Regions from separate parts of the Homo sapiens genome. Here region 2 is linked to region 1. A link is an interaction called in ENCODE POLR2A ChIA-PET data of the cell type or tissue named here. Cell type or tissue: PC-3. All regions are shown on one strand.

The links. Peaks named below come from ENCODE experiments on the same cell type or tissue, not always from the same donor. Only the 100,000 strongest peaks of a DNase experiment are listed, where the experiment ranks them.
Region 2: POLR2A ChIA-PET joins it to region 1 with 12 read pairs; 2 of 35 experiments call an interaction of 5 or more read pairs at or near these places.

The regions. Positions count from the first base shown.
Region 1 is chr1:227,252,213-227,257,212 of GRCh38, forward strand. CDC42BPA (CDC42 binding protein kinase alpha) reads right to left here. Exons shown (of 37, transcript NM_001394014.1): 2 at 1,852-1,943. Among named protein-coding and RNA genes, the nearest start is that of CDC42BPA, 64 kb to the right of the region's middle. In PC-3, no CTCF peak of the experiment used is centred here; no DNase peak of the experiment used is centred here.
Region 2 is chr1:226,524,310-226,529,309 of GRCh38, forward strand. No RefSeq gene overlaps it. Among named protein-coding and RNA genes, the nearest start is that of STUM, 22 kb to the right of the region's middle. In PC-3, no CTCF peak of the experiment used is centred here; a DNase peak (open chromatin) is centred at 2,662; H3K4me3 peaks cover 352 bases.

The DNA of each region.
Region 1 (5,000 bases):
GCCAAAAGTTAATTCATGGAAAAGATAATAAACTGATAAACCCCTAGCAAGAAAAATAAAAAGAGAGAGAAATGATCAATACAGTAACAAGTTTTAAAAATTAGATGAAATGGATAAACCTAGCAAAACTAATACATACACAGAACAAGTCATTTTATTTCCATTAAAGAAATTAAACATTATTTAAAACTTTTTCACTAGCAACCTCTGGTCTCAGAGGCTTCACCAGTTAAATCTTGTAAGCATATCAGGAAAAAAATAATAACAATCTTCACTAACTCTTCTGGAGAATACTAAAGGAGGGAACATTTCCCTCTTCTTGTAAGACCAGTATAACCAAGATACCAAAATCTGATCAGAACATTCGAAGTAGGAAAATTACAGGCCAATTTATCTGAAGAACACAGGTGCAAAGATCCTATCAACACACAAAAAGCACATGAAGTCCGTTGGTACATATAAAGGGGGTAACATATCACAAGTCAGTTGGGCTTATTTTAGGAATGCAAAGATTGTTTAACATCTGAAAATATAACAGCATAATTCAACACATTAACAAAGTAAAGGAGAAAAACCATGAGTGTCCCAAAAGATGCAGATAAAGTATTAATAAAATTCAACAAAATTCCTATTTGAAAAGTATAACAAGGTATAAGATCAATAAAATTAAATTCTACTTCTAACTACTACCAAGAAAACAATTAAGAAATGAAATTTCACAAACAATTCTAATTAAAATAATATCAAGACTATCACATATCCAGGAATAAATCTGCTGAAAGATGTGGAGGTCTTCTATACTGAATGAACACTACAAAACGGTATTGAGATAAATTTATAAAGCCCTAAATAAATGGAAGAATATACCACGTCTATGGATTAGGTGACTCAGTAGTATTGTTAAAATGCCAATTGTCTGCAAACTGATCTCCAGTTTCAATACAAACTTTACCCAAATTCCTGGAAAAAAGAGAGAGAGAGAGGAGACAAGAGAAGAGAGAGGAGAGAGAGAGGAGGGAGAGAGAGAAAGAGAGCGAGAGAGAGAGCGAGAGAGAGCGCGCGCGCGTGCGCGTGCATGTGTATCTTTACAAGTGAGTCGAAATTGAAAAACTGATTCTAAAATACTATGAAAATATCCTTTAGGAGGACAAGGTGGGCAGATCACTTGAGGTCAGGAATTTGAGACCCGCCTGACCAACACGGCAAAAACCCAACTTGACTAAAAATACAAAAATTAGCTGGGCCTGATGGCGGACGCCTGTAATCCCAGCTACTCGGGAGGCTGAAGCAGGAGAATCACTTGAATCCGGGAGGTGGAGGTTGTAGTGAGCCAAGATCATGCCACTGCGCTCCAGCCTGGGCAACAGAGGGAAACTCCATCTCAAAAATAAATAAATACATACATACATACATACATACATACATACATACATACATTCATACATAAAATAAAATACTATGAAAATATCAGGGGAGGAGAGATGGGAGAGGGGGAGAAAAAGGAAGTCAGAGTATATACACTACCAGGTATCAAGATTCCTTATAAACTAGAATAAGACAGACCAACAGAACAAAAGAAGAGTCTAGAAACACACTCATATTTACATTGACATATGAAGTACATGTGAAAACATGATCTTAGAAAAAATTCCCAGTAGAAATATTTCATTCAACACTTTATTTTCTGAGCTATTATATCAATCACAACAGCACAATCAATCACATCAATCACAACTTAACAAATATTGTTTAACAAGTAACAAGTAACAATACTTGTTAAATTCTCTCACAATTGTGTTCAACAGCTTCCAAAATAATTAGCAGACCTTCTATCAAATCTTAATCTCTTACCTCCCCAAAAGCTCCTCGACCAATCACCTTTAATATTTCAAAGTCTTCTCTATGTAATCGCATTTGTTTCACTTTAGAAGTAAATGGTTTAGCTGAAATGAAAGAGCAATATCAATTATTTTCTTAATAAAATGTGATGCAAATTAGATATAAATAATGGTGTTTCTTAGTTACACAAAAATTCAAATTATGATTTAAGAATTGTCAAAATATTTAAAAATCCCAAACTATATGAGAATAAACAGATTTAATTTCCCTAAGAAAACAATATATTTTCTTTTATTTCTTACATATGAATTACATTTTTGGTGAGAAATGTATGTTTAAACTCCAAATAACATATAAAAGAATGCAAAGCAAGGGGGATGTAAAAATGAGACCAGTTTTAACATTCTATCAGCATTAAATATATATTTTAACACAAAGATATAAAAAATAAAAGCAGATTTCATGGCACCAGAGAGCTCTTCAGCAATTCCCACCAAGTAAACTCATGTTTCTTTCACGCTCATTCATTTGTTCCTTTAAAATGCGTTAGCAAACGTCTACAGTATACAAAGCATGGTGGCAATGACTGGAGTTTTTAAAAATTTGATTATGATATGATACTTTCCTTCAAGAAACTCTTAGTCTTCATTCAAGAAAGACAAGTATGCATATATGCAGACACAAAATTTAATAATGTGATAAAGTTTTAAGTGCTTCAGAATTAGTGAGAATAGAACACTAATTATGTGGATACTAATGCTTCACACAAAGGAGATAACAGATAAATTGAACCTTGAGGACTAAATAGAATCTTGCTGCTTTGCCTGGGTTTGACAATGTAGATATTCCAGGCAAGAGGGAACAATATAAGCAAATGAAGAGAGGCGAGGAAGTGAATTTGGGGTGTTAATGGTAAATAATCCATGGTAAAGAATTGTGAGAAGAAATGCAAAGAAATAAGAGCTAGAAAATGGAAAAGGCTTTGAATTTCATTAAAGGAATTTAGATGTAATCTTATTAATAATTTTAACTGGTAAATTAAAAATGTTTAATGATTAGAGCAATTACATATTCTGCTGCCTCTAAGAGAAGTTTAAACGTGTCTCCTTTCCTCTCCTCAGGTCCCTCTTTATTCTAACACAAAAAGGAACTGATATGATTAAAGGATCATAATACATGGGTGTAGCTGTCTTCTCTCTTCCTTCCATGGAGCCAGAGTGTGATAAGATCAAAGATACATATTTGAGCATTAGGGGAGTGAAACAGATAGGTCATACAGTTTGCTCTGATCTAAAAGTATGCATTTAGCTCTAACTAGCTTCGAAAACGGGTATTCCACACTGCTTAGTCAAGTCCACTAGGGATTTCTGTATTTGTGTTTTGTAAGGAAAGGAAAGAGAGAGAGGATTTCTATCTGGAATTGACACAACAGAGAAGAGAAAGAGAAAAAAATTAGCTGAACGTGGTGGCATATGCCTGTAGTCCTTAGCTACACAGGAGGCTAAGGCAGGAGGATAACTTGAGCCCAGGTATTCGAGGCTGCAATGAGTCATGATCATACCACTGCACTCCTGCCTGGGCAAAACAGCAAGATCCTGTCTCTTAAAAAGCAGTAATAAAAGAATTAATAATAATAAAATTCCATTTGCAACAGCATCCAAAAGAATAAAGTACTTAAAGATAAATTTAACCAATGAGGTGAAAGACTTGTACATTGGAAACTACAGAATATTGCTGATAAAAATTAAAGAAGACTTAAATAAATGAAAAGACATCCAGTATTCTAGATTGGAAGAAGACTTAATATTGTTAATATGACAATGTTACCCAAAGCAATCCACAGATTCAAAGCAATCCCTATCAAAATTACAATGGCATTACAGAAATAGAAAAACTCATCCTAAAATTCATATGGAGAGAGAGAAAAGACAACCCATAGAATGGGAAAAGTATTTGCAAATCATGTATCTACTAAGGAATTAATACCAGAATATACAAAGAACTCCTACAAGTCAACAACAAAAAACCCCAATTCAAAAATGGGCAAAAGTTTTAATAAACATTTCTCCAAAGAAGATAAATAAAAATGAAAAAAGAATGAGTTCATGTCCTTTGCAGGGACATGGATGAAGCTGGAAACCATCATTCTCAACAAACTAACACAGGAACAGAAAACCAAATACCACATGTTCTCACTCATAAGTGGGAGATGAACAATGAGAACATACATGGACACAGGGAGGGGCACATCACACACTGGGGCCTGTTGGGGTGGGGGCCAAGAGGAGGGAAAGCATTAGATAAATAACTAATGCACGCGGGGCTTAAAACACAGATGACAGGTTGATAGGTGTAGCAAACCACCATGGCACATGTATACCTATGTAACAAACCTGCATGTTCTGCACATGTATCCCAGAACTTAAAAGTAAAATAATATATATATGAAGATATATAAAAATGGCCAAAACACATATGAAAAGATACTCAACATCACTAATCATTAAGGAAATGAAAACCAAAACCACAATGAGATACCACTTCACAACCTCTACAATAGCTGAATTTTTTAAATTAATTAAATAAAACAGAAAATAACAAGTGATGAAGAGGATGTGGAGAAACTGGAACCCTCATTCATTGCTAGAGGGGATATAAAATGTTACTGCTGCTTTGTAAAACAGTTGGGTAGTTCCTCAAAAAGCTAAACATAGATTTACCAACATATCCCAGCAATTCCATTCCTATGTACCCAAGAGAATCAAAAGAAGAGATTCAAACAGATATCTGTACAATGATGTTCATGACAGCATTATTCGCAGTAGCCAAAAGGTGGAAATTATCCAAATGTCCATCAAGAGATGAACAGATAAACAAAATGTGATATATATATACAGACACACACACACACACACACACACACACACACACACACACACCAGTATGTTAAGCAGCTTTAAAATGAAGTTAAGGTCTGATACGTGCTATAATGTGGATAAATCTTGAAAACATGCTAAGTAAAGTAAGACAGGCATTAAAAGGCAAATATATTATGTCACTTAAATGAAATATCTAGAATAGGCAAATTCATAGAGACAGAAAGTAGATTAAAGGTTACTAAGGGCTGGGGGACAGGAGAATGAAAACTTATGGCTTAATGG
Region 2 (5,000 bases), 730 kb before region 1:
AAATGCTAGCAATTATGATTTCCCTCTATGCCCCATTGCCCAAGAACTCCAGGCTCACCTCTGCTTCCCTTTCTTGTCCCACTCACCACCCCCTCCTCTGTCACACAGTTTATTGAGCTCCATCCACTCGGAACCATTTGCAGACTGAGGAATATGTCATGTGCTCTCTTACCTCTGGGCCTTGGCACATGCAGGTATATCAGTTAGGATTAGGTTCAGCTGCAAATTACAACAACAACAAAACAAACAAGTAGTTTAAATCTGACATTTATTTATTTGGCATGTGAAAGAAGCCAGAAGGGTGGCTCTCCAGGGCTGATATAGCAGCTTCACAGTTGTCAGGATGCAAGCTCTTCTTAACTTTCTGCTCTACCATACTTTATAGTTGGTTTCTATCTCAAGTTTGCTTTATGACACAAAATAGCTGCTGGCACTCCAGCCATCAAGTCCACATTCCAGGCAGAAAAATAGAGGAACTTGGTTGTGTCTCCTAGTTGAGTCAGAACTCCTTCCAAGAAACCCTGTAAACTTGTATTTATATCCCATTATTCATTGCTAGCTACAAGGGAGTCTGGGAAATGTAGCCCTTTAGCTAGAAATATTGCCTAGCAGGATAAAATGATGTTCTAATCATCAGGAAAAAGAGATAGATAGATATTGGGTAGAAGCTAGTAATCTCTGCAATCAATGAATGTCCCTTCTCTTTGTTCAACTTGCTCTATTGACCCTTTTGCTCTCAGCCTAGATAGAGCTTCTTTTAGGAGACAGGCCTCTTGTAGGTACTTTCCTTGTCCCAGACTTCCTCCTTATCACACTGTATTGCTCCTGCTGCTCCACCTGTCAGTCTCCTCCCTTGAACATGAGTGCCTGGAAGGCAGGGACTGTAGGTGCTCAATAAAGGCTTATGGAGTGAATGCTGGGAGAAGGCTGGGGCAGCCTCATCCAGGAGCATGTCACACTATTTCTCCCTGTGCAGAATGCTATTATAAACTCCAATTGATCTTGCTATGTTTTCATTTCTATGTCATTACCACAAATATGTACCCAAACCTTGTTTTTGAAAGAAAAAACATCTCTTCCCCAAACCACCTGGGATGGCCCATGATTTGTACCTTCACAGCTTTGGAGAATGGAATATAAAAAACAGCATAGCGTCCAAACGGATCTGGACGTGGTCTGTAGGGCAATAAAATAAAAAGTAATTTATAAGTGGCAAGAAATTTGAACTGAAGCATAATTTTATTTTGTGAGGAAAGCCAAGCTGTTCCATATAATTTGTCATTCAAACGGGGCTCTCTGACTTGCTCAAGCCAAAGGCTCCTAACTCCTTCCCATCTCCGACTGACTCCTTCTGATTTAATTCTAAGTGGCCGAGCTCCCGGTATCTCCAGTAAAGATGTTTGCTATCTCTTGGCTTAGGCAGGTTGTCTATACTCTTTGTAAATGGCTGATCTGAGATGAAAAATTTTGGCCGTATTATCCTAGAAATGTGCTCCTAGAAAAACTCTATCAGTAGTTTTCAATTCTCTATCACTGTTTACCAACCCATTCCAAAATTTAGTTGCTTAAAACAACAATTTATTATTTCTCAAGATCCTGTGGTTTGGCTGAGCTTAGCAGCGCAGCCCTTCTGTTCCTTGTGTATTGCTTAGGTCACTCCTGTGGTTGCCTTCAGCTGGGAGCTTGCCTGTGATTGGAACATCCAAAATGGCCTCTCCTCATACCCCATTTTCCATGGTGTGATTATTCCACATTGCATGCCGGTATCAAAACATCTCATGTACCCCATAGATATACACACCTACTATGTACCCACAAACATTAAACATAAAAAAATAAGGAAAAAATGGACTACCCTTTTCCAGGGCCTCTCTCCACATGGCCTTGCACCATTCAGTAGCCAAACTTGAGCTTCCTTCAGCAATGGCAGCTGGCTTCCAAGGAGGAACTTCCTAAGGGGGCAAGCCCAAATTTGCAAGTGCTTCCAAGGCTTCATGCCTGCTAATATCCCATTGGCCAAAGCAAGTCATGAGGATGATCCAAGAGTCAATGAGAGAGGGGAATACACAGTCCACAAATACTAAGTGACATGTTTCCTTGACCACCAATATAATAATCTACACAAGTGCCCTCTAAGGAGAATGGAACAGGAGAGGAGAAGACTAGCCTGGGGTGAGCTGCATTCCTTTTAGTATAAGTTCCACGACTTCATGACTTATTCTTTGAGCTCCAGAGGCAGAGCCAGTGGATGAGGGCTGCAAGGTAGCAGGTTTGGATTTTAATAGGAGCTGCCTAACAGTGAGACACCTGCTTTGTGAGACAGTGAGCCACCCATTGTGGGGAGTATTCAGAGAGAATCTAGATTGCCTCTTGGTGGGAATGTGTAAGGAATTCTTGCCCGAGCTAAGAGCTGGACTAAATAATGGATAAGCTTTCTTTTAACTCGGAGTCTATTTAAAGCTCTCCTAGGCAGGCCAAGAACATTTGTCTCACAGATAACAAATTCATGTCAAGCCACTTGCAAGGTGGGGCGAAGAACGTAGTCCTCCAGGTGGAGAAGATCCCAGCTGTGGAAGGGACTCTGTCTGCGGATTGGGAACATTCTTTGTGCTCTCGTTGATTGACAGCTGCACTGGGGTTGAGAGGGCGGGACTTCCTGGCCCAACCAGCCGTGAGGGAAACAAACAGGAAAAGGTGACTGGGTCCTGGTCAGCACCGTCCAAACACGCTTCCCACAAGTACTTCAGCTCCACACAGCCCTTCAGGGGCTGCCAGGGAAAGAGGAGGCAGGGGCGGGGGAGGGTAAGGGAGGCTGTCTGGGGAGAAGCCACTGACCTTGCACTCCATCAGAGCAGCTCCACTTTCGTTCTTGCAGACTGAGTTTTCTTGTGAGATTTTTGTTTAAGGAAAAGCTTCCAGGGCTAAAATTGAAAGCTTTAAAACTACTCAGAGCGATTTTATCCATGAGAGACATTAAGTCAGCCGAAGTGCCCTGCTGCAGGGGGGACCCTGCGTAGCGGTGGAGGACGGGGGTAGGGAGGCAGCCCTCCAGGCCTTTGTTATTGAGGGAGGGCAGTGGAGGTGCTCAGGGTGGGGCAGGGCTGGGGCCGGGGCCAGAGTCAGCTCCTGCACCGAGGTGCGGTCTCAGGGTACAGTTTCAGGGGGCTTGGCCCTTCTTACCTGGGGGTGGCCCCAGTCTATCTAAAGGCACTAAGACACCCACAGATGACAGAGCCAGAGCCAGGGACGCTGGGACGACCACTCCTGGGGGCACTGCGGGAATGTGAGGGCACCAGTCCAGCTCCAGGTCTGACTGGAAGATCTAGAGCTCCCCTAGATTTGGAGCTCGCCCTACACTCCCGGCAGCACCCTCTCTGGACAAGCCTGGGAGCCCGGATCCTTTTGCTCCAGAGCGCCTGGCACGTCCTCAGGGTGAGGCATCCTGGTGGTGTGCTGAAGGAGGATACCCTCCCATCTCAGCTTCAGGCAAGCATTCTTAGGGCTTCAGGTCCAAAACACGACCCCTTTCCACCTCCAGACAAAAACAGAGTGGGGCCAGCAAGGTGGTCAGGATGGAATCTTTTGGACAAAACCAGTGCCTCCTGGAGTGAGAAGCAGACCAGTGTACCATAACTGGAGCCTGTCTTCGGCACCTCCCACCTCCTGTTCCAGGACACCCTCCCCTCAACACGTATATTAGTCTTCTATTGCTTTGTAAGAGATTGCCACAAGTTTAGCAACTTGAAAAGACACCCATTATTCTATGGCAGTTTTTGGGTCAAGAGACTGTACGGCTTCACTGCATCCCTTGCTCAGAGTCCCCTGGGCTGTATTCCCCTCTGGAGGCTCACCTGGGGAAGAATCCACTCCCAGATTCACTCAGACTGTTGGCAGCATTCACTTCCTTGCAACTGTACCAAGGGATGGGGTCGGGGAGTGTCCCCCTGTTTACTGGCTTTGACTGGAGGCTTGCCCTCAGGTCCTAGGCTGCCAGCTTCCTGCCACAAAGGCCTGGCCACTGATTTCTTCTGCCCTCAGGAGATGAGGCAGTATGGTATTTTTGTACTTAAACATAGAAAAGGTACAGTAAAAATATGGTATTATAATATCACTGACAGTCTCTGCCCTCAGGAGGCCCTTCTCTTTAAGGGCTGCCTGCCTGATTAAGTCGGGCGCACCCAGGACAATCTCCCTTTAGATGAACTCAAAATCAACCAATCTGGGACCTCAATTACCTCTGAAAGTCCCTTCATTTTTCCCATAGTCCATTGGCTAGAAGCAAGTCTCAGGTCCCACCTAAGCTCAAGGGGAGGGGGATATACAGGGTGTGAACAGCCAGGGGACGGGAATCCTGGGGGGCGTCTCCCACACTCCTCTTTTGGAGACCTCAGGACCCAGTACCCTAATCCCTTCCTTCACTTGTGAGGACCCACACCCTGCGACCCCTGCCACCTGCCCCTACCATGCACAGCTCTTCCAGTCCAGACCTGCTCATAGCAACTCAGTTTTCTGTCCTATCCTAACACAAATTTTCTCCCAGCTGTCAGACAAGATAGACATAATTGGATCAAAGAAGTCCCCAAAGGGGACTCTGCATCGTCTTTGGGGGGCTTCTGCCTTATTCCAAAGAAGTGACCGGGAGAGACATGTTAGGGGTCCATGACTAGTGAATCATAAAAATGGTTTACAGTTAAGTGTTGCTTAATGACAGGGATTATGTTCTGAGAGATGTGCCATTGGGTGATTTTGTCCTTGTGCAAACATCACTGAGTTTGCCACCTAGGCTATATGGCATATAGCCTATTGCCCCTAGGCTACTAACCTGTACAGCATGTTACTGTACTGAATACTGTAGGTAATTGTAACATGATGGCAAGTATTTTTGTACTTAAACATACCTAAACATAGAAAAGGTACAGTAAAAATATGGCATTGTAATCTTAAGGGACCAGTGTACTACTCTGTGTGGTATGTTGTTGACTGAAACGCCATTATGCTGT